Linked DNA regions of Homo sapiens: regions 2, 3 and 4 are each linked to region 1. A link is an interaction called in ENCODE POLR2A ChIA-PET data of the cell type or tissue named here. Cell type or tissue: GM12878. All regions are shown on one strand.

What was found. Peaks named below come from ENCODE experiments on the same cell type or tissue, not always from the same donor. Only the 100,000 strongest peaks of a DNase experiment are listed, where the experiment ranks them.
Region 2: POLR2A ChIA-PET joins it to region 1 with 5 read pairs; 2 of 35 experiments call an interaction of 5 or more read pairs at or near these places.
Region 3: POLR2A ChIA-PET joins it to region 1 with 5 read pairs; 5 of 35 experiments call an interaction of 5 or more read pairs at or near these places.
Region 4: POLR2A ChIA-PET joins it to region 1 with 6 read pairs; 10 of 35 experiments call an interaction of 5 or more read pairs at or near these places.

What each region holds. Positions count from the first base shown.
Region 1 is chr13:46,647,117-46,649,616 of GRCh38, reverse strand. The region is part of intron 1 of LRCH1 (leucine rich repeats and calponin homology domain containing 1); the gene reads right to left. Among named protein-coding and RNA genes, the nearest start is that of LRCH1, 95 kb to the right of the region's middle. RefSeq lists a silencer at 1,263-1,432. In GM12878, no CTCF peak of the experiment used is centred here; a DNase peak (open chromatin) is centred at 1,331.
Region 2 is chr13:46,393,584-46,396,083 of GRCh38, reverse strand. No RefSeq gene overlaps it. Among named protein-coding and RNA genes, the nearest start is that of RUBCNL, 7.6 kb to the right of the region's middle. In GM12878, no CTCF peak of the experiment used is centred here; no DNase peak of the experiment used is centred here.
Region 3 is chr13:46,707,456-46,709,955 of GRCh38, reverse strand. All of the region lies in intron 13 of LRCH1 (leucine rich repeats and calponin homology domain containing 1), which reads right to left. Among named protein-coding and RNA genes, the nearest start is that of ESD, 88 kb to the left of the region's middle. In GM12878, no CTCF peak of the experiment used is centred here; no DNase peak of the experiment used is centred here.
Region 4 is chr13:46,587,497-46,589,996 of GRCh38, reverse strand. All of the region lies in intron 1 of LRCH1 (leucine rich repeats and calponin homology domain containing 1), which reads right to left. Among named protein-coding and RNA genes, the nearest start is that of LRCH1, 36 kb to the right of the region's middle. In GM12878, no CTCF peak of the experiment used is centred here; no DNase peak of the experiment used is centred here; H3K4me3 peaks cover 438 bases; H3K27ac peaks cover 1,018 bases.

The sequences.
Region 1 (2,500 bases):
ACTTTACTCACTAGAATTACTGAGAGCCTATAATATATAAGACTGAGATAAATTGTATCTGTTAAGAACTGACACTATGAAGCACAATCAGCAGTAAAACTGGACACCACTGGGCAAAGGTACCAAAGAAAGCAATCACAGTCCCCAGAGCAGCGTAATCATACAGTACGGCCTACAGTATTACCATCCTGATGATAAGATTATGCAATAGTCCTTAATATCCTAATATCTAAATGAATGGGAGACATGATTGTCAAATTCCAGAAAACATAGACTATAAGGAAAGAACCACTACTTTTGAAAACAACTCAACAATAAGAGATAACCTCACCCTGTATCAGAAGAGACTCAAACAGTAACTGAAGATTTTCAGTAAATAATATGTAACATATACTTAAGAAACCACACCTTAGCCAAAGAAAACACAGAAAATGTAAATATGTCAATATCACAGATGAAATAGATGTTAAAGAGCCACCTTCCCTCCAATAAATAAATATACAAATAAGCAAAATCAGGATGAGATAGCTTCAGAGGGAGAATTCTAACAAACTTTCAAGGAATAATTTTGAGAATGATGGTTTCCAGCTTCATCCATGTCCCTGCAAAGAACATAAAATCGTCCTTTTTTATGGGTTCATAGAGAACACGAGGATCTTATACTATCAAAACAATTCACCTTATAAATAGACCAAAGTGAAATGATATATGATCATCTTCAAGGATATGTAAAAGGCATTTGGTATTAATTTTTAAACAACCTTATTAAGGGATATTTTATATATTTTACACACACCAGCAAAATGACACAAAAGAAGAGATATAATTTATGATAATAGCAAAAGGGCAAAATCCCCAGCAAATCTTAAGGAATATGCAAAATTTATATGAAGAAAACTTTAAAATGCTACTAAGGCAAAATTTTAAAAGGTGATGACAATTATCTCAATTATATCTATATAATTTAAGGCACTTCCAATTTAAACAAAAAAATACTTCCAGAATTTTAAAAAAACTGTTGGGGTTATTGCACAAGTTGATTCTAAAGATCTCATGGTTAAATAATGTGAAAACAGTAAAGTATTTCTCAACAAAGAAGAGCCCTGAGAGGATGAGCTCGCCTGGATATTAAAAACACATCATAGAGCAGTGTGGTGGATAGATGGGAAGGTCAATGGCATGAATTACTAAGATGGGAAATGGGTCAAGAGACATACATATGGAAATCAAGGCCACGGACCAGACTGGTACAGGTCTGCACAGCAGGAGGTGAGTGTCAGGCTGGCAAGTGAAACTTCATCTGTATTTACAGCCACTCTCCACTGCTCACATTACTGCCTGAGCTCCGCCTCCTGTCAGATCAGCTGGGGCATTGAATTCTCATAGGAGCATGAACCCTATTGTGAACTGTGCAGGCAAGAGACCTAGGTTGCGTGCTCCTTGTTAGAATCTAATGTCTGATGATCTGTCACTGTCTCCCATCCCCCTCAGATGGGACCTTCTAGAGCAGGAAAACAAGGTCAGGGCTGCCATTGATTCTGTATTATGGTGAGTTATATAATTATTTCATTATATATTACAATGTAGTAATAATAGAAATAAAGTGTACAATAAAGTAATGCGCTTCAGTCATCCTGAAACCATCCCCCACCCCGGTCTGGGGAAAAGCTGTCTTCCACAAAACCGGTCCCTGGTGCCAAAAAGGTTGGGAACCACTGAAGTGTGCAATAAAGGTGGCATTTCAAATCAACAGGGAAAAGACACAAGGCCAGTAGTTCGAGAAAACTAGATAGCCATTTACAACGAAAAAAAAAAAAAAAAAGATGACTACCTATCTCGCACCTTTTATCTCAATAAAGTCTAGATGAATCAGAGATCTACTGTGAAAAGGGAAGCTGTAATAGCACCAGGACAGCATGGGTTGTGTTTACGATCTCAGAATGGGGAAGGCTTTGTATGAATAGTATAAAGCCAGAGTGCCAAATTCAACACACACAAAAAAGTATGGCATTTTAAAACAAAAACTTCACCATAAACATATATGACAATCAAGGAATGGGGGAGGATGGAAAGTTCTACAATTCCTAAACCTAATAGGCAAATTTTTTATAAACAGAAAGAGCTTCTACAGTTGACAGAAATAAGACAAATCATAAACAAGAAAAGAAAAATAGATATGAACAGATGGCTCACAGAAAATGATATACGAATGGCTCTTAATCATATGAAAAAAAGGATCAACCACACTCAAATTAGAGTGACACAAATTACAACTAAATGGGATAGTATTTTTCATCTATTAGAATGGTGAATATAAAAAAATCTGATAAACACATTGTAATGCTGAGGCCATGGTGATGTAAATGAAGGACATTTTTTGGTAATATCTGTAAATATTACAAATGCACATACACTTTAACCTAGCAGTCTTTCTCATCTACAGATATTCTTATACATATGCAAATGACATACTTTTAGCATGGTTTCTTTTTTTTTTTTT
Region 2 (2,500 bases), 250 kb after region 1:
CATCTTTGGGGGACCATTATTCCACTTATTACAGGGTCTGATGTAATTGGACCAAACTCACTAGAGATTAATATATAAGCAAGAATGATAATTTATTACTATGTACTATAAAAATATAACATTAGGGGAGTGGAGTAGGTGGGAATGTCCATACTGGTTGGTAAATGGCTTCTCTCTCTCTTTTTTTTTTTTTTCAATGTATTTTCTCTTTTATTCCAACGCTATATTTACTTTTTTTTTTTTTTTTTTTTTTAAGATGGAGTAGCACTCTTGTTGCCCAGGCTGGAGCACAATGGCACGATCTCAGCTCACTGCAACCTCCGCCTCCTGGGTTCAAGCGATGCTCCTGCCTCAGCCTCCTGAGTAGCTGAGATTATAGATGCCCACCACCACCCCCGGCTACTTTACTAATATTTTATTTAGGGTCTTTGCAAACATGTGAATGAGTTAAATTGTTTTATTTATTAATTATACTGTAAGTTCTGTGATACATATGCAGAACATGCAGGTTTGTTACATTGGTATACATGTACCATGGTGGTATGCTGCAGCCATCAACCCCTCATCTAGGTTTTTTTTGTTTGGTTTTGTTTTGTTTTTTTGAGACGGAGTCTTACTCTGTCACCCAGGCTGGAGTGCAGTGGCGCAGTCTCGATTCACTGCAACCTCCACCCCCTGGGTTCAAGCAATTCTCTGCCTCAGCCTCCTGAGTAGCTGGGATTACAGGCACTTGCCACCATGCCCAACTAATTTTTGTATTTTTAGTAGAGACAGGGTTTCACCATCTTGGCCAGGCTGGTCCTGAACTCCTGACCTCGTGATCCACCCGCCTTGGCCTCCCAAAGTGCTGGGATTAAAGGCGTGAGCCACCGTGTCTGGCCTGTCATCTAGGTTTTAAGCCCAGCATGCATTAGGTATTTGTCCTAGTGCTCTCCCTCCCCTTGCCCCCCACCCCTTGACAGGCCCTGGTGTGTGATATTCCCCTCCCTGTGTCCATGTGTTCTCATTGTTCAGCTCCCACTTTGCACGCATGTTTATTGCAGCACTATTCACAATAGCAAAGACTTGGAACCAACCCAAATGCCCATCAATGATAGCCTGGATAAAGAAAATGTGGCACATATACACCATGGAATACTATGCAGCCATACAAAAGAATGAGTTAATGTCCTTTGCAGGGACATGGATGAAGCTGGAAACCATCATTCTCTGCAAACTAACACAAGAACAGAAAACCAAACACCACACATGTTCTCACTCATAAATGCCTTCTCTTTCTATAAGCAAATTTACATAGAAAGTCCACTTTTAAGTAGATGGCTTGGTGAGCATAAAATCAGAGCATCACATTAAGCTGAATGACTTTAATGGCTGGTGAAGATAATTGATGCAAGAGAAGCTGGATCTATAAACTTTATAGAGATGCAACCTCTGTTCAGGTCACAGACCAGTATCCGTTGGTATTCATTGTACCAGTGCATTAGAATTTATGAACCACTGTGGCAGGATAATTTATTGAGGAATTCATTTGTATTTTGCGGCTGCTGATAATTAATAAATTGCTTTGTTTTGTTCTTACTGCTTTGTGGAAAAATCTGAATCAATGAGACCTCTTTTCTCTCCCCTCCTGAAAGACGGCCAGCAGGGCTGGGAGTCCCAAGGGGCAGAGTTAAAGATTTTTGTCTTTAGTTTTTTTGTCTCTAAGATACGGTATGCAGAGAGGCAGGAGTTGCCTGACTGGGAGGTAGCTTCTTCAGGTAGGAGATAAGGGAGAGGGATTTTTTGTTTGTTTGTTTTGCTGGGAAGTTTGAAGAAGGTGTTTGAATGAGGAAGAGACTCTCTGAAAGGGTAGCATTTGGATGCTGAGCCATTAAACCTCTAGGGGCTTGGCAAAGGATCCCTGTACCTACACTGGGCATAGAGTGATAGAACTTCCTAATTAACACAGGCTTTGAAAATGGGAACTTCTGCAGTGATAATGATGGAACAAAGGCCAGAAATCTTTCCCCAGATGTTCCATAAGTACCTGAGCTCTCAAGAAGCTCTAGGGGGGTAAGAGTAAGGCTCTCCAACATGTGGCAGACTCCATTGCTTGTCATTTACTCAAGTAGGAAATACCAGGTCAATTTCATTTGAGTTAGAAGAAATTTTGGAAAAATAAGGTAATGTCACTTTTTTTTGATACCAGAGTTATAGAATAAAATTCATACTAGCCACCTAAGATTTTATCTAAGTCTTTTAGCCTTTCCTTATCAAACAGTCCATGTGGAAATGACTTGGGGATTATCTAGACTGGGCTACAAGGCTACCCCCAAGACAAAGGAAATGTCAGGCACAAAACACTGAAGTATAGGGTCAACACTAGGAAGTACATGTGAAGAATATAAGATGTGGTCAATGACTTGGGGTACGAGGGTAGGAAAATGGAGAATATTCCCAGAACAATTGGTAGCTATTGTGGATTTTAGGGTATTTGAGGCAGGCTTGAAAGAAGAGACTG
Region 3 (2,500 bases), 60 kb before region 1:
AAGTAAGGATCATATTTTAGCTCTCCATAATCCTTATCACTGGCCCTGTGAATTCACTACTCTCTTTTCTTTTCCTTGTGACTTCCTTTTTCCATCAGGGCCAGCTATTCCCCTCCTTTTTTAAAATCATAGAGATGTATCTGCCAAGGACAGATAATTGCCCTACAGAAGGAAAACAAGGAGTGAGAATTCCTTATACCAAATACTCCTCCTTCAGCCAAAAAAGAAAAAAAAATCAACCTTATGTTAAAATAACACAAAACATTGTAAGTTGGGGATAGAATAAAAGTATCTTTTTTTTTTCTTGAGGTTTTCTGTCTTCTAGGGACTCCCGAAATCATGGGCACAGGTATATATGCGTTTTTAAAACTCTATGAGAGTGAAAGCTCAAAGACATTTTAAGTAGCATGCTAAAATAAAGGTGCTAAGGAAGGTTGGACCTGGTACATTCTGTGAGTACAGAGGAGTAATACAATCTGCCCAATTAGAGCAGAAAATTCACTCTGGAGGCAAGGGTGCAGTAGCTGGCAGGGAGGCCCTCACAGCACTGAGCACAGGACCTGTGCAGAGCTGCAGCTCAACACCTACAGGCTTAATGGCCTTGGCTGATGGAACAAACAGACTCATCATTAGAGGGAAAGCTGGGCTGGGCCAACTGACTGAATGATTGATATATGACTTGGAAGTCAAGTTTCCTACTTTAGGAGGATATTAGGCTTTTCCACATAATATAATGGTAGCAAGCATGGTTAAACTTCAGGAAAAACCCATGAAGCTTTATGAGCATGTGGAAAAGTGTCAGATGATTTTCAATTTAGACAAACACAAGGAAATGAATTTAAAGGGACATAATATACACTTTACCTAAATGATGGAGTGTTTGCAGCTATCAGTTAAGACCCAGAGATCTGTACATCAAATAAGCAGTACACTGAAATTTGCTTACCAAAGCCTAATCCTCATCATCTAATTTCCTATCTCTCTCCCTCTCTTCTTCCCTCCCTTCCAGGAATCCTCACGAACTACTCACTGTGTAGTAGTTAGGTACTGAGTCGGGTCCCACTTCAAGTGAGAATGCTAAGTGTTTGTGCTATGCAATGAGAAAGACAAACAACAGGAGAAATAAAGAGGAGATCAATAAGTACGAATCCATTTTGAAAATCTAGAACTGACTGCAAAGATAGAGTTCACCTTTGCTGATGGGAAAATGGGAGGAAGCTCCAAATAAAACAGTCTTGGGCTGATATTAAGGAAATGTGACATTTAAACATTCCTTCCCAAACCACCAAAATGTTGAATAACAATAGCAATTTCTAATAACCATTGGAATTGGGTAGTTAGTAAATCAGCGCATGTATTGCTATTAGATTAAAAGATGGGATCAGGCTGGGTGCAGTGGCTCATGCCTGAAATCCCAGCACTTTGGGAGGCTGAGGTGAGCAGGTCACCTGAGCTCAGAAGTTTGAGACCAGCTTGGCCAACGTGGCAAAACCCTGTCTCTACTAAAAGTACAAAAATTAGCCAGGCATGGTAGCGGGCACCTGTAATCCCAGCTACTCAGGAAGCTGAGGCAGGAGAATTGCTTGAACCCACGAGGTGGAGGTTGCAGTGAGCCGAGATTGTGCACTTCAACCTGGGCGACAAGAGCGAGACTCTGCCTCAAAAAAAAAAAAAAAAAAGATGGGATGAAAACTAGACCTAGACAAAACTATGAACTGGGCTCAGTCTATATTTAGTATATACCCATCCCTTATTCCTTCCATACCCATTCACATTACTGGAAGCATTGTTCATGCACACATAAGTATAATGGCCGCTCTTCTTCTGCCAAGATCTGCTCTGAAGAAAAGGTTTGATGCAATCAGGCATCACTAAGGTTTGTAAGCATGACAAGACTTAGTGCTGCCACTAGTCTACAGCATGAAGAGGCAATATACCACAGTGGGAAAGCAGGGCCACGCCTTTTACATGTAACTGAACTGGCCAGTCACTTGACCTTGAGCTTCAAATCCTGCATCATCACTCAGGATGCACTTTTCACTTATACCTTTACCTAGAATGTAAACTCGTAAGTGTAGGACCTCTGTGTCTTTAATGCTACTTTCTCAGTGTCCAGAGTGGTGCTTGACACATGGGAGGCAATCAACGAATATTTATTGAAGAAATGAAATAACGATAACTTATGTAATATACAAAGCACATGATCTGGCATGTAACAATACTTCCTTTTTAAAAAAAATTCAGGAATATATACATCTTAGAAGACAAAATTATTGGAATGACCATCCAATTGTGTATTAAAAATGGAGGGGATATATCTTTATTCCAGAAGCTTTGTGTCTTTCTTGTGCTCCTGAAATCATGCAAACAGGTGGCCATCTATTTTACTAGAGTCAAAAGTGGGTCTGCAGCTGGATGCTAAGATGGTCTTGAACTATCTTGTCACAGACTGCTTGTTAGTTGCAACGAAAAAATAAAACAGCAATTACACGGTGGAGAA
Region 4 (2,500 bases), 60 kb after region 1:
CAGGAAACAATCAGACACATCCTCCATGTGGGATGTCCTCCAAGGCAAGTGGCCTGGTCTCTTTCTAAAGTCAATGTCAAAAAAAAAAAAAAAAAATCCCAGGCACAGTGGCTTACACTTGTAATCCCAGCACTTTGTGAAGCCAAGGCCATTGGATCACCTGAGGTCAGGAGTTCGAGACCAGCCTAACCAATGTGGTAAAACCCTGTCTCTACTAAAAATACAAAAATTAGCTGGGCGTGTTGGTGGGCACAAGTAATCCCACCTACTCGGAAGGCTGAGACAGGAGAATCACTTGAACCCAGGAGGCGGAGGTTACAGTGAGCCAATATAGCACCATTGCCCTCCAGCCTGGGTGACAAGAGCAAAACGCCATCTCAAAAAAAAAAAAAAAAAAAAAAAAGTGAGAGAACTGTTCTAGATGCTAGATTAAACATAAAAGAGTTTAGGACTACAATATGAATTGCAATGCATGAGCACTGTGTATCTGAATTTAGGAAGAAAAAATCGCCATAAAAGACAATTTGGAGACAACTAGATAAATTTAAATATGGACTGGATACCAGATATAATGAGAAAATTATCGTTCATTTTTCATATTTTGAAATGTTAGTGTCTTTATGTACGAGAATGCCCTTACTATTAGGAAACAGATGCTCAAGAACTTAGGCCAGGCACAGTGGCTCATGCCTATAATCTGAATACTTGGGAGGCTGAGGCAGGAGGATCACTTGAGTCTGAGACCAGCCTGGGCAACATGGTAAGATTTCTCTCTATAGAAATAAAATTAAAATTAGCCAGGTGTGGTGGCATGTGCCTATAGTTCCAGCTACTTGGGAGGCTGAGGTGGGAGGATTAGTTGAGCCCAGAAGTTCGAGGCTGCAGTGAGCTATGATTGCACCACTGCCCTCCAGCCTGGGTGACATAGTGAGACCCTGCCTTAAAAAATATATAGAGAGAGAGGGTAAGCATCATGACATCTCCTTACCCTGATTAATCTCAAACTGTTCAGCAAAAAACATATATATATATATACACACATCCGCATACCTTCACATACACATATACACACACAAATAGAGAAAGCAAATGCAGGCTGGGCACGGTTGCTCACACCTATAATCCCAACACTTTGGGAGGCCAAGGCAGGCAGATCACCTGAGATCAGGAGTTCGAGACCAGCCTGGCCAACATGGCAAAACCCCGTCTCTACTAAATATACAAAAAAGTTAGCTGGATGTAGTGGCGGGCGCCTGTAATCCCAGCTACTCGGGAGGCTAAGGCAGGAGAATCACTTGAACCCGAGAGGCGGGGGTTGCAGTGAACGGAGATGGCGCCACTGCATTCCAGCCTGGGTGACAGAGCGAGATGACTGTCTCAAAAAAAAAAAAAAAAAAAAAGACAGAGAGAGAGAAACGAAATACAGCACCATGTTAATTAATTAATTTAGGTAGTAGATATACAGATGTGCTATGCTACATAAATTCTTCAATTTTTCCACATTTAACATTTTATACAATAAAAAGCTGGAGGAAGGGATGAAATTCTACTAAGACCTTAAACATATAAAAAGAAAGTAAGTACATCTATAAGGAAATTTAAAGGAGTAAACAAGCAAAGTTACGCCTTATTTACCATGTGAGTAGCAAAGACATCTAATCAGGCTAATAGGTTACTTATTTATCTCTGAAAACGGCTACCACTTTCAGTATCTCAGATTTGTAGGGGTTTTCTACTATAATCTATCCCAGATTGACTATGTAAATAAAAAATATTTTATTACTTCAGATGAGAGCGAAACTGTATGCTTCTGCTTTTCATGCTTTGGTGCACAGCATGTTATAAATATAAATGACTCCAAGATAAGTCAGTCAGGAAAGATCAAATAACTCAGTGTTTTTACAATTCTGTCAGAGATATATGACTGGATTTACCCATTAGGGAGAAATACAGCCTAGAGTTTGCACATTCCTCTGATTTTTCTCATATTAAATTATATTTAAATATTCCCATAATGCTAATAGTCTTAGCCCCAGCATCCCTTACATACTCTATGGTACCACAATGAAATGGAAACCGTAAGAATAATTTCAGCAATTGGGAGGAGGATGCAGAGATTATTAATTTCATACACTGTGTATAATAAGTGCTATATGAATTTTCACTGTTTCTCACAGCTCCTCTAACCCATGCTAAGATTATAATTTCAAGTCTATATCACCACAGATGTTAACAACAATAGATTTATTTCAGCTTTTCACCAACAAAACCAGACCAGGGGCATTTAATGAAGTTCATCTCCAAAAGTTTATTATACAACAACAGAAATAACAATAAGCTACTCTGTAATTTGTCTCTAAGTCCTAACTAACCATGACCGTTAAAAGAAGCATTTACTAAAAAGAGACTCGTTCATCAATTCAGGACAACTGAAATTTTCCTGACTCAAACACTTCCTCTTAGGCATCCACAATTATGTTCCAGTACTCTTGCTAAGAAA